Regions from separate parts of the Homo sapiens genome. Here region 2 is linked to region 1. The links are chromatin loops, found by intact Hi-C in ENCODE. Cell type or tissue: endothelial cell of umbilical vein. All regions are shown on one strand. Region 1 overlaps OSBPL3 (oxysterol binding protein like 3). Region 2 overlaps OSBPL3 (oxysterol binding protein like 3).

What was found. A loop is a pair of places that touch in the nucleus more often than their neighbours do. Peaks named below come from ENCODE experiments on the same cell type or tissue, not always from the same donor. Only the 100,000 strongest peaks of a DNase experiment are listed, where the experiment ranks them.
Region 2: a loop joins it to region 1, with 2.3 times the contacts of the local background. A loop is called at or near these places in 4 of 110 quality-filtered maps.

The regions. Positions count from the first base shown.
Region 1 is chr7:24,839,890-24,844,889 of GRCh38, reverse strand. OSBPL3 (oxysterol binding protein like 3) reads left to right here. Exons shown (of 23, transcript NM_015550.4): 13 at 2,477-2,611; 14 at 4,107-4,200. Among named protein-coding and RNA genes, the nearest start is that of GSDME, 85 kb to the right of the region's middle. RefSeq lists an enhancer at 1,721-1,790. In endothelial cell of umbilical vein, no CTCF peak of the experiment used is centred here; DNase peaks (open chromatin) are centred at 1,759 and 1,999; H3K27ac peaks cover 2,476 bases.
Region 2 is chr7:24,904,958-24,909,957 of GRCh38, reverse strand. All of the region lies in intron 1 of OSBPL3 (oxysterol binding protein like 3), which reads left to right. It also overlaps the pseudogene SNRPCP19. Among named protein-coding and RNA genes, the nearest start is that of OSBPL3, 73 kb to the left of the region's middle. In endothelial cell of umbilical vein, no CTCF peak of the experiment used is centred here; a DNase peak (open chromatin) is centred at 2,167; H3K27ac peaks cover 3,073 bases.

The DNA of each region.
Region 1 (5,000 bases):
GGAGCAGACAATATGTAGACTGTTTATCCCAGTTTTTCAAAATAAAATTTGTACACAGATATTTTAATATGAAAATACCAGCAAGTTAATAGGGGCCACGTCCACTTCCACATTCATATCGACTTCAATGGGACTTGAAGTGATATTTATTTAATTTGCTTTTTTAAAATTTTCTATTTTGAATACCTATTTTTATTTTCAGAATACAGTTTAATTTTGAAAAAAAACTATCTTGCAATGTTATTTGGGCGAACTTTATAAAATTACATACATAGAGATATGAAAATAGCATGATTACAATTACTGCACAAGAAATGTGTCAGAATGCTTGTAGTGGTTGTTATAGTGTGAGCTATGAATGTTCCTTTCCCTCCCTTTTCTCTGTTTATTTAATTTAGGGGTTTCCAATCTTTTGGCTTCTCTAGGCCACATTGGAAGAAGAAGAATTGTTGTGGGCTACACATAAGATACACTAACACTAATGATAGCTGATGAGCCAGAAAAAAAAAAAATCACAAAAAAAATCTCATAATATTTTAACAAAGTTTACAAATTTGTGTTGGGCCACATTCAAAGCCATCCTGGGCCATATGTGGCGCCCGGGCTGTAGGTTGGCCACGCTTGATTTAACTTTTTGTAATGCAAACAATAGATAAGCAACCAGTCATGCATTACATATGTGAAAGGAAATTACTGAATTGAACTGACTGGGTTAATATTTTAGCAAATGAGGTCCTGAGTTGTTTAAGGCACCATGCTGTAGACTTGGGGTGCAGCAGTGCTGGTGAGTTTACAGTACATATAAGAAGATGCCAGAAAGGGCTAGGGGCTAGGAATATTATTTTCAGTGTTGGTCAGCCAGGAAATCTTTGGACCCATCAGTCTAGGAGGAGGAAGATACAGAGATGGCAGGAGTGACTAGTAATAAATTAATGAGTAGAACAAGTAAATAAATGATGAGCATCTTTTGTGGCAGGAGCACACGGAAGACACAGGACTATTCTCTTGTTTGAGTGAGTGTTGAAGCTATTCCTTACGATGTTTTCAAGCTCAATAGCTTTATGCCTGGCTCTTTTGAGGAGAGAGACCTTTTCCTTGAAGTTAACAGCTGTGATACTTATAGATTCTAAAGTGATCTCTTTGTTAGGGTAGAGAAGAGGCTTGGTTTTCAGAAGGCTACATGGGTATTAAAATGGGTAGGATTGTTAATACCTTGGGCAGATGCCTTATTTAGGAAAGGGATATCTATTTCAACAGTTTGTAGATACATATTAATAAACTGAAGCAAGCAATTTGTAAAGGGACCACTTGCCTTTTATTAATTACGAAAATCTGCTGTGGCCCTCCTGTCATAGCATCCCCTCCCTATGAGACTGAGGGGTATATCCTGAATTCAGACAATTTCTGGGCAAGATATAATCTGCCTTTTCCCCAAATTATTCTGGATGATGTGGAAGCAACTCCTTTGTTAGCCCAATAAAAAATACGAGTGGTTTTACTACTACCTGTCTACTCTGATTGAAAGAAATCAAATCATCCTGTCCTGAATCTGTTCTTTTTCCTCAAGTGCCACTTCTATGAAGCCCTCCTCAAACAAAATCTCCCTAATCAGAATCAGTCTCTCCACTTTGCCAGCACTTTGTCTATTCCACAGGCCTGGTCTGATGTGCGTTGGATGCGTTCTCTCACCATTCATTCAGTCCACAAACCTTGTCTGGTTCATTGTTATATCCTGCCATGGCCAGCTCAGGACTTAAGTCCTCCCCAGAGGGAAAGTCCAGACCCAGTGGAGTGGAGAATGGAGGGTCATGCGAGATAAGAAAACAATGATGTTCTGTTGTGTTATTTGTACAGAGGCTTATAAAGAGGACTGGGGACTTCCTTTCCTTGCAGTCATTGTAGGTGGAAAGAGACAGACAAAGAGAACTTACATCATTCATCCATGAATAGTAAATGATCTGCCACCAGGGTGCTTCTGGACCAAAACACACTGTGTATTTGTCAAGGGACACCTCAAAAGCAGCATATTGTTCCCTCAGAGAGCATAGGGGCAGAAGAAAGCTATGTTGCTCTGAACCAGCCATGCAAGGACATGAATTCAGTGCAATGCAGAGGAGATTTTAGTATAAAAAGAAACATCCAGCAGTGGTAGCGAATAAGAGGATATGATTCAGAGAGCACTGGAATTTTTCCCCTTTTAAATGGAACAAAGAGTGACCTGGACAGTTGTTTTTTGCCTTGTGATTTGTTGCATGTGTGTGAGAAGTGATAGTGCCTGTAAGTGAGGTGCCCATATTGGGGGAGAACTTTTGTGTTTTGCATGAGGCTCGCATCTCAGTGTTGGAGCTGACTTCTGCTTTGAGTTGCTTATTTGCATGGGCCTGTGACCTTGTGTATTGTACAACTAAATCATTTATTTTCTTTCTCTTGAGAATGTTTTTAAATGTATACATTTTTGGTTTTGTTCTTCAAATAGGAAAACTCCAGAGATGAAAACCGAGCTCTAGTTCATCAGCTTTCTAATGAAAGTAGACTCTCCATCACTGACTCCCTTTCTGAGTTTTTTGATGCTCAGGAAGTTCTGTTATCTCCAAGCTCTTCAGAAAACGAGGTTTGAGCAATGTTTACAGTATGGTGCCTCAAAAATCTCTCTTGTTGCTTTGCTGATTAATCTGTTCAGTAAATAATCCATCATCAGAAACACTAAACTCAGTTGCCCTTTGTAGTCATTATGTTCTGAGAGTTCTCCCATAACTCATACCCAAAAAGTATAAAATGATACTATATGTGAGAAGAAAAAGTAAAAGTAGAGAGCATTGGATATTTTCTCATTTCTGTAACTTGATATGTTAAATTTGTTATACTTTTTTTTTTTTTTAAACAGAGCCTCGCTCTGTTGTCCAGGCTGAAGTGCAGTGGTGCAATCTCAGCTCACTGCAACCTCCGGCTCCCAGGTTCAAGTGATTCTCCAGCCTCAGCCTACCAGGTAGCTGGGACTACAGGCACGTGCCACCGTGTCTGGCTAATTTTTGTGTTTTTAGTAGAGACCAGGGTTTCACCATGTTGGCCACGCTGGTCTCAAACTCGTACTCCTGACTTCAGGTGATCCGCCTGCCTCAGCCACCCAAAGTGCTGGGATTACAGGCGTGAGCCACTGTGCCTGGCCTCTTTTTTTTTTTTTTTTTTTTTTTTTTTGAGACATAGTCTCATTCTGTTGGCCAGGCTGGAGTGCAGTGGTGTGATATCTGCTCACTGCAACCTCTGCCTCCCAGGTTCAAGCAATTCTCGTACTTCAGCCTCCCAAGTATCTGGGAATACAGGCGTGCGCCCCATGCCCAGCCAATTTTTGTATTTTTAGTAGAGATGGGCTTCCGCATGTTGGCCAGGCTGACCTCGAACTCCTAGCCTCAAGTGATCCATCCGCCTCAGCCTCTCAAAGTGCTATACTTCTTTTCAAGTACAGGTTAATAGTTTTGACTTCTACCTATTTAATAATGTGTCTACTATAGAGAAGGAAATTAGCATCCCGTATATTTTTTAATCATGGAATTTGACATATTGATTTATAATATATAATTATATTTTTATGATAATATGGTTATTGTAATATTGGTTTATAGCATTATTTGTTTTAAATTGATGCATAAAAATTATCCTTTCCTGAATAAGAGTTATTATAGTTAACAGTGTGTACTAATAATGTTACCCCTTAAATACAGACTTAGTCATTTTGTTTATGTATTAATTCCCATAGAAGATACTTTTTACACAAATAGCTCAAAGACAAATTGTAACTTCTTCTACTCAAACACTAATAAATTCTAAAAATGCAGTCAGAATTAATAAGAATCTTTATAATAACAGTCTTGAGCTTGCTTGCTGTTTTCCTTGTGAGAACTAATTCGGAATGTGTAAGAATTTTAAGAACAGGTGTTTGTTGTGAACACCTCCTTGGCAGATTGGTATATGGACCTTTATGAAAACAGTACCCAAGAGTATTTGTACTGTGAGACTCAACATGTTTGATCATTTAGAGTAAGGGTTTTATGAAAATCTGGCTCTTGTTTATTCTAACTCTAATGAATGTTATTTCTTCTTTCCCATAGATTTCTGATGATGACTCATATGTCAGTGACATAAGTGATAATCTTTCCTTAGATAATCTCAGTAATGATTTAGATAATGAGAGACAGACCTTGGGTAAGATTTACATTATTTAATCTCTGAAAAGTTTGGATTTTCATACAATACTAATAAGTTGTATAGTTGACTCTTGAACAATATGGGGGTTCAAGGTGCTGATACCCCATGCAGATGAAAATCCATGTATAACTTTTGACTCCCCAAAGATGTAACTACTAACATTCGATTAACACATATTTTGTGTGTTATGTGTATTTGAGGCTGTAATCTTACAATAAAGTAAGCTAGAGGAAAGAAAATTTTATTAAAAAAATCATTAGAACAGAAAACATATTTACAATTCGTTAAGGGGATCATCATAAAGGTCATCATCCTGGTCATCTTCATGTTGAGTAGGCTGAGGAGGAGGAAGAAGAGAAGGGGTTGGTCTTGCTATCTCAAGGGTAGCAGAGGCAGAAGAAAACCTGCATACGAGTGGACTGATGCGGTTCAAACCTGTGTTGTTCAAGGGTGAGCTGTGTAGAGGACCCGCTACAAGCAAAGAGCTCTAGCAAGTAGTATGTAAGAAAACTAAGACATGGACCCCACCCCCTAGGATTTTATAATCTAGCACCCACATGTGAAAGATGTGTTAATTCAAATAAATTTGTCTGCTTATGCAAATTTTTATTTTTATAAAGTGAGTGTATGCCAATTATAGGAATATAAAAAATGTAACACATATCTTTTTTTTTTTTTTTTTTTTTTTTTTTTTTGTGAGATGGAGTCTCTTTCTGTCCCCAGGCTGGAGTACAATGGTGCAGTCTTAGCTCACTGCAGCCTCTGCCTCCCGGGTTAAAGCGATTCTCCTGCCTTAG
Region 2 (5,000 bases), 65 kb before region 1:
TGGTGTGTGCCTGTAATCCCAGCTACTCATGAGACTGAGGCAGAAGAATTGCTTGAACCTGGGAGGCAGAGGTTGCAGTGAGCTGAGATCTGAGCTGAGATCACGCCACTGCGCTCCAGCCTGGGCGAGAAAAGCAAGACTCTGTCTCCAAAAAAAAAAAAAAAAAAAAAAAAAGAAAGAAAAAAAAAACAGTAGCTTTCCTTATTTTGTCAAATAATGAAAAGGATTCTTACTGCCATAGGTTCCTGTTTCTGGCACAGGAAGCTGGCCAGGACAGAGGTGATTGGCAGCTTTCTGTTAAGACGTACAGAGGTGACCTAAGGTTCCTAATTTGAAGGCATGCCAGCTTCTTAGGGCCAATGTTATTTGTGCTATACCTGTGTAACTGAGAGATTCAAAAATTAGGTAACTTTAACACGATTAAAGTTTATTTCTCTCTCATGTAACTGTTCAGATATTGTTATTCCTTGGCTGGCATGGTGACACTATGGTCTTCAACCAGTGTGTCTTTCATTTCTGGGTCCAGCTATCACCACCTCCCAGCTCTCAGGAATGGGGAAAGGGCAGGGAACATGTGTATCTCTTTTTAGGACCATGACCTGGAAGACAAACAACTCTGCTCACATCTCATTGGCAGCCCTTAGTCACAAGCCCCTACCAAGCGGCAAAGAATGCTAGAAGTGAAAGCCTCTTATTAGATGCCCATGAACCACATTAAAACTCGAGAGTTCTATTATTAAAGAAGGGGAGAGTGGATATTGCTGGATAACAAGCCAAGGCATGCATGCTAACTTACCAAAATATCAGATCTATCAGTTATCACCCCGTTCACTGGTTTGGGTAAAAACACTCTAAATGTCAAAAGAAACCTCAAATGTATCATGAGTTCTGTGAAGTCATGGTAGAAAAGTAGAGAACTTGAGGGGGATGTTTGATGTCTCTACTTTTTGGGGAAAGGTAGACCATGTGCTTGAAAAGGACACGCAAAGTAACTACAGCACAGATAGTGTTGATAAGCCGAGTTTGGTTTGTGGAGCAGGCTCTTGCCATCTTTTGAGGACAAGTGTGTTTGGCAAGAGATTTGCTAACTTGTTTAAGAGAGTTGAACTGAAATTTGATGGGAAGGAAAAAACGTTAAAACTTGATTGGCTAGAGAACAACCGGCAGAGCAAAGATAAAAAGACCAATAACAGAGGAGGAGAACATCAGTAATTTCTTTTTAAAAAAGCCTGGGCAGCTGGTTGGTAAAATACCTGCAGCTCTTTGCCATTGTGCAGCTTATGAGAATGAAGCAAAATAAACTTGAAACATTAAAACTTGGATATAGATAGCATCACTGGATCTGTCTCACCACGGTTAGCGTGGTTCTCGTGACTAGAATATGATTTTAGAAGGGGATGTTTTACTGTAAAGAAGCAGTCTTGGGGAAATCTAGACCTTAATGATGAATCCCTGGGTAAAGAGGGCATGGTAGGGAAGAAAGATTGTAATAGGATCAGTATTATGGATGGCCAGATAGAGGCTATGGAGGGCGCTTTCTTCTCAGAAACTGAAACTTTAGAATGAATACCACATGTGCTGATAAAAAGGAGATTCAATCAGATAATCACCCACTGGATGTTTCATTCGGCTAACTTCTGATAAACTCTTGACTTGTTTTGCCGATCATTTAATTTTTAAGAAGACTGAAAAAATAATGCAGAGAATGATAGCTCTGGGTTTCTTTCTGAGCCAACAAGGAAGCATTAACTAGTGATAGAAAGTGGCAGGAACCAGGAAATGAAATCCCCAAAGAAGGATGCTTTGGGCATAACATCTCTATGGTACTAGAAATATTTGAAACAAGTCAGAGAAAAGAGAGAAATGATGTCTCTTGTGGCCAAAGACTTAAAATGGCAAGGAGATCTCACAAGGAAGGAATAGCTGAAATATTCTGAAATACATAAGTAATCCCAAATGATTCCAGTGAACAGTAAAGACAGAAGTCTCCTATGGGAATAAATAAATGTGCTCACACTGAGAACTCTTTCCTTGGCTCAACAAAGATTGCTACCAGTCTTTGTAAATTACTTTCCACAGAATGTAGAGGTGAATAAAATGCAGTCCCGAGTGAGATATAGACCCAACATCTAGCAGTCAGGATATGAAGAGTGAGTCAGAGTGCAGGAAACGTGACTAATACTTTCAGGTAGCGCAAAAGGAAAGCAGAGTCCAAGAGGAAACAAACGCATTTGGGGTGGGAGAGGGGTTGAGAAAAGGCTTCATGGAAAAGGCAATGCTGAAAGTGATCTTCGGAAGATGGAGGACTTTGCCACAGACGGAAGAGAGAAAGTGGGTTAGGAGGGTGCTCCATAAAGAAGGACTCACTAGGAGAAAGGGAGAGTGCAGAATACAGGGTATGTATATATGAGTTGTTAGAGATGAAGTTTGAGTGATAACAGCCAAAGTGTAACTGAGTGATGTCTGGCAAGGACTATGCTGAGTGTTTTACATGCATTATTTTAGTCAATCTTCACAAAACCCTGTGAGGTTAGTACAGTTATTCATGCCTGCTTTCACATGACGAAGCAACTCAGACATTTAGCCACAGAGTGAGAGGTAGATCCAGAGTCCAAAACCAGTGAAATGCAACTATGTAGTGGAGGGTTTTGCCTGCCAGGCCTTGCTATTTTACTTAAGCTTGTAGGCATTGGGAATTTGGAGCAGGGGAGAGCCTGGCGATAAATTGAACTAGGGAATGGATATAAGGATTGAAGTGCTGGGAGAGAAAATGTGGAGTCAGTTGCAGGGCCTAATGGTGGTCTAAAATGGATAGGTTGTTTTGAGAATAGAAGAATATAAAACACATTGGGGGGTGATGAGGTCAGTGTCAGGGAGAGAGAGAATCTACACTACTGGGGGCTCTGGGAGAGGGAGTTTGGTTGGATTAATAGAGGGTGGGTATCTTAATCAGAGTCAGGGAAGCCAGTGGCAGGTATTAATATCAGCATGAGGGAGTAATGAGCATAGGCTTGCTGTTCCAGTGATGAATCCAGGGGCCAACACCAGGCTGGGGACTGGAGTGTGGGGGTAGGGAGCAGTGTAGAGGCTTTACTAAGGTAAGGGGCCTGTAAAGATGATCAAGAGCTGAAGTGCATAGAGAGAAGTGGATGAGGGACAAAACTTTGGTGACTGCCCATGGAACTGGGAGAGAAAAGGAGACAGTAAGCAACACTTTAAAGTTAAGAGGTATCAGCACTCCTGTGTTCACAGAAGCACTGTTGATGATAGCCAAGATGTGGAAACAACCTAAATGTCCATCAACAGATGAATGTGTGAAGACACTGTGGTAGGAACAGAGTGGCCAATGGCCTGGAGAGCAACATGTCCATGTGTGATTGTGACTACTGCAATAAATACCTCACTCATGACTCTTCATCTGTGCAAAAGATACTCTACAGTGATATCTACAAAGAGAATATGAAAGACTGCTGTCAGAATGGGGTGGAAGAGCAGCTCAGAGCCTGATGGACGAAACAATGGCTGCACTTCAACAAGGAAAGGTTCCTCCTACTCCATTCTCTGCCTCTCCCCAGCAGGGGCAATGATCCCACCTCCTCGCAAGTCTCCCGGCTCCTCTTTGCCCTGGTATGATGCCTGCACCTCCTATAAGTGGCCATCCCATGATGTCAGTGATGGGTTCTCCTCCTCCTGGGATGATGCCAGTGGGACCTGCTCCTGGAATGAGGCTGCCATGGGAGGTCACATGCCAATGATGCCTAGGCCTCCAGTGATGGAACCTCCTACCTGCTCCGTGATGATGCCTGCTGAGCCCAGAATGACTCACTATGCAGATGAGGACAGGAGGGAGGCCTCTTTATATTAGTTTCCTATTACTTGTTCTGCTTCACCAGGAGATCATGGTGCTGTGACTCTGGGTGTTTTCTTTTTTTTTGAGATGGAGTCTGACCCAAGCTGGAGTTCAGTGGTACAATCTCAGCTCACAGCAACATCTGCCTCCCAGATTCAAGCAATTCTCCTGCCTCAGCCTCCCAAATAGCTGGGATTACAGGTCCCCGCCACCACACTTGGCTAACTTTTGTATTTTTAGTAGAGACAGGGTTTCAACCATGTTGGCCAGGCTGGTCTTGAACTGCTGACCTCAAGTGATCCACCCACCTCGGCCTCCCGAAGTGCTGAGATTACAGGCCTGAGCCACCACGCCTGGCCACTGGATGTTTTCTTAACAGCATGGCAAGGAAGACTTACGCCCTCTTCCTATCAAAGAGAATAGTTTTGGAGCCCACACTCATCAGTATGGAGTCATGACTCTTAGCCCTGGACGCGTGTCAGAATGTCCTACGGAGCTTATTCCACTTCAATCATGGACTCTGGGCTGGGGCCTGGGCAGCAGTGTTTTGTAAAAGCTCTTCACTAGTTTGCAGCCAGGGTTGGTAATAATTGATCTAGACTTTTCAGAAATTTCCTGTCTGTTTCTAATAATCTTCACAGAATCTACCCAATTTTCATTTTCTGATACCTATCTCACTCTCCCTCATCCGGCATAGCTTACTGTCAGGTCCCATGAAGACTGAAGTCATTCAGTCCCCTCATCTGTTTGGGCTAAATTGGTATCCAGAACCCATTTAGCAGAGCTGGGTGCACATTTCCTATCTCTTCTCTGTCGTGGGTTTCAAGTTTGTCTTCTCTGTGGTTATTTTATTCTTTCCCGTTAGTACGTCTCCTTGAAGAAAAAAGATGGAAAACAACTGGGATTGGAGCAATCCTCTTGACCCCCGATGCTTTGTGAAGAGTTTCCACACCCAGAAGCTTATCTTCTATTTGTGCATCTGGCTCTGGCTATGTGTCCACAAAGCCCTTTAGTTTTCACCACTGCTGTTTGCAAGCCTTGGGTTGCTCCTGATACCAGTCCTCCAGGCATTATTCCAGCATGGTTGTGCAACACTCCTGATTATGAGCCTGGCAGTACACTGTTCTAGTTCCTCTTAACTTTATTCACA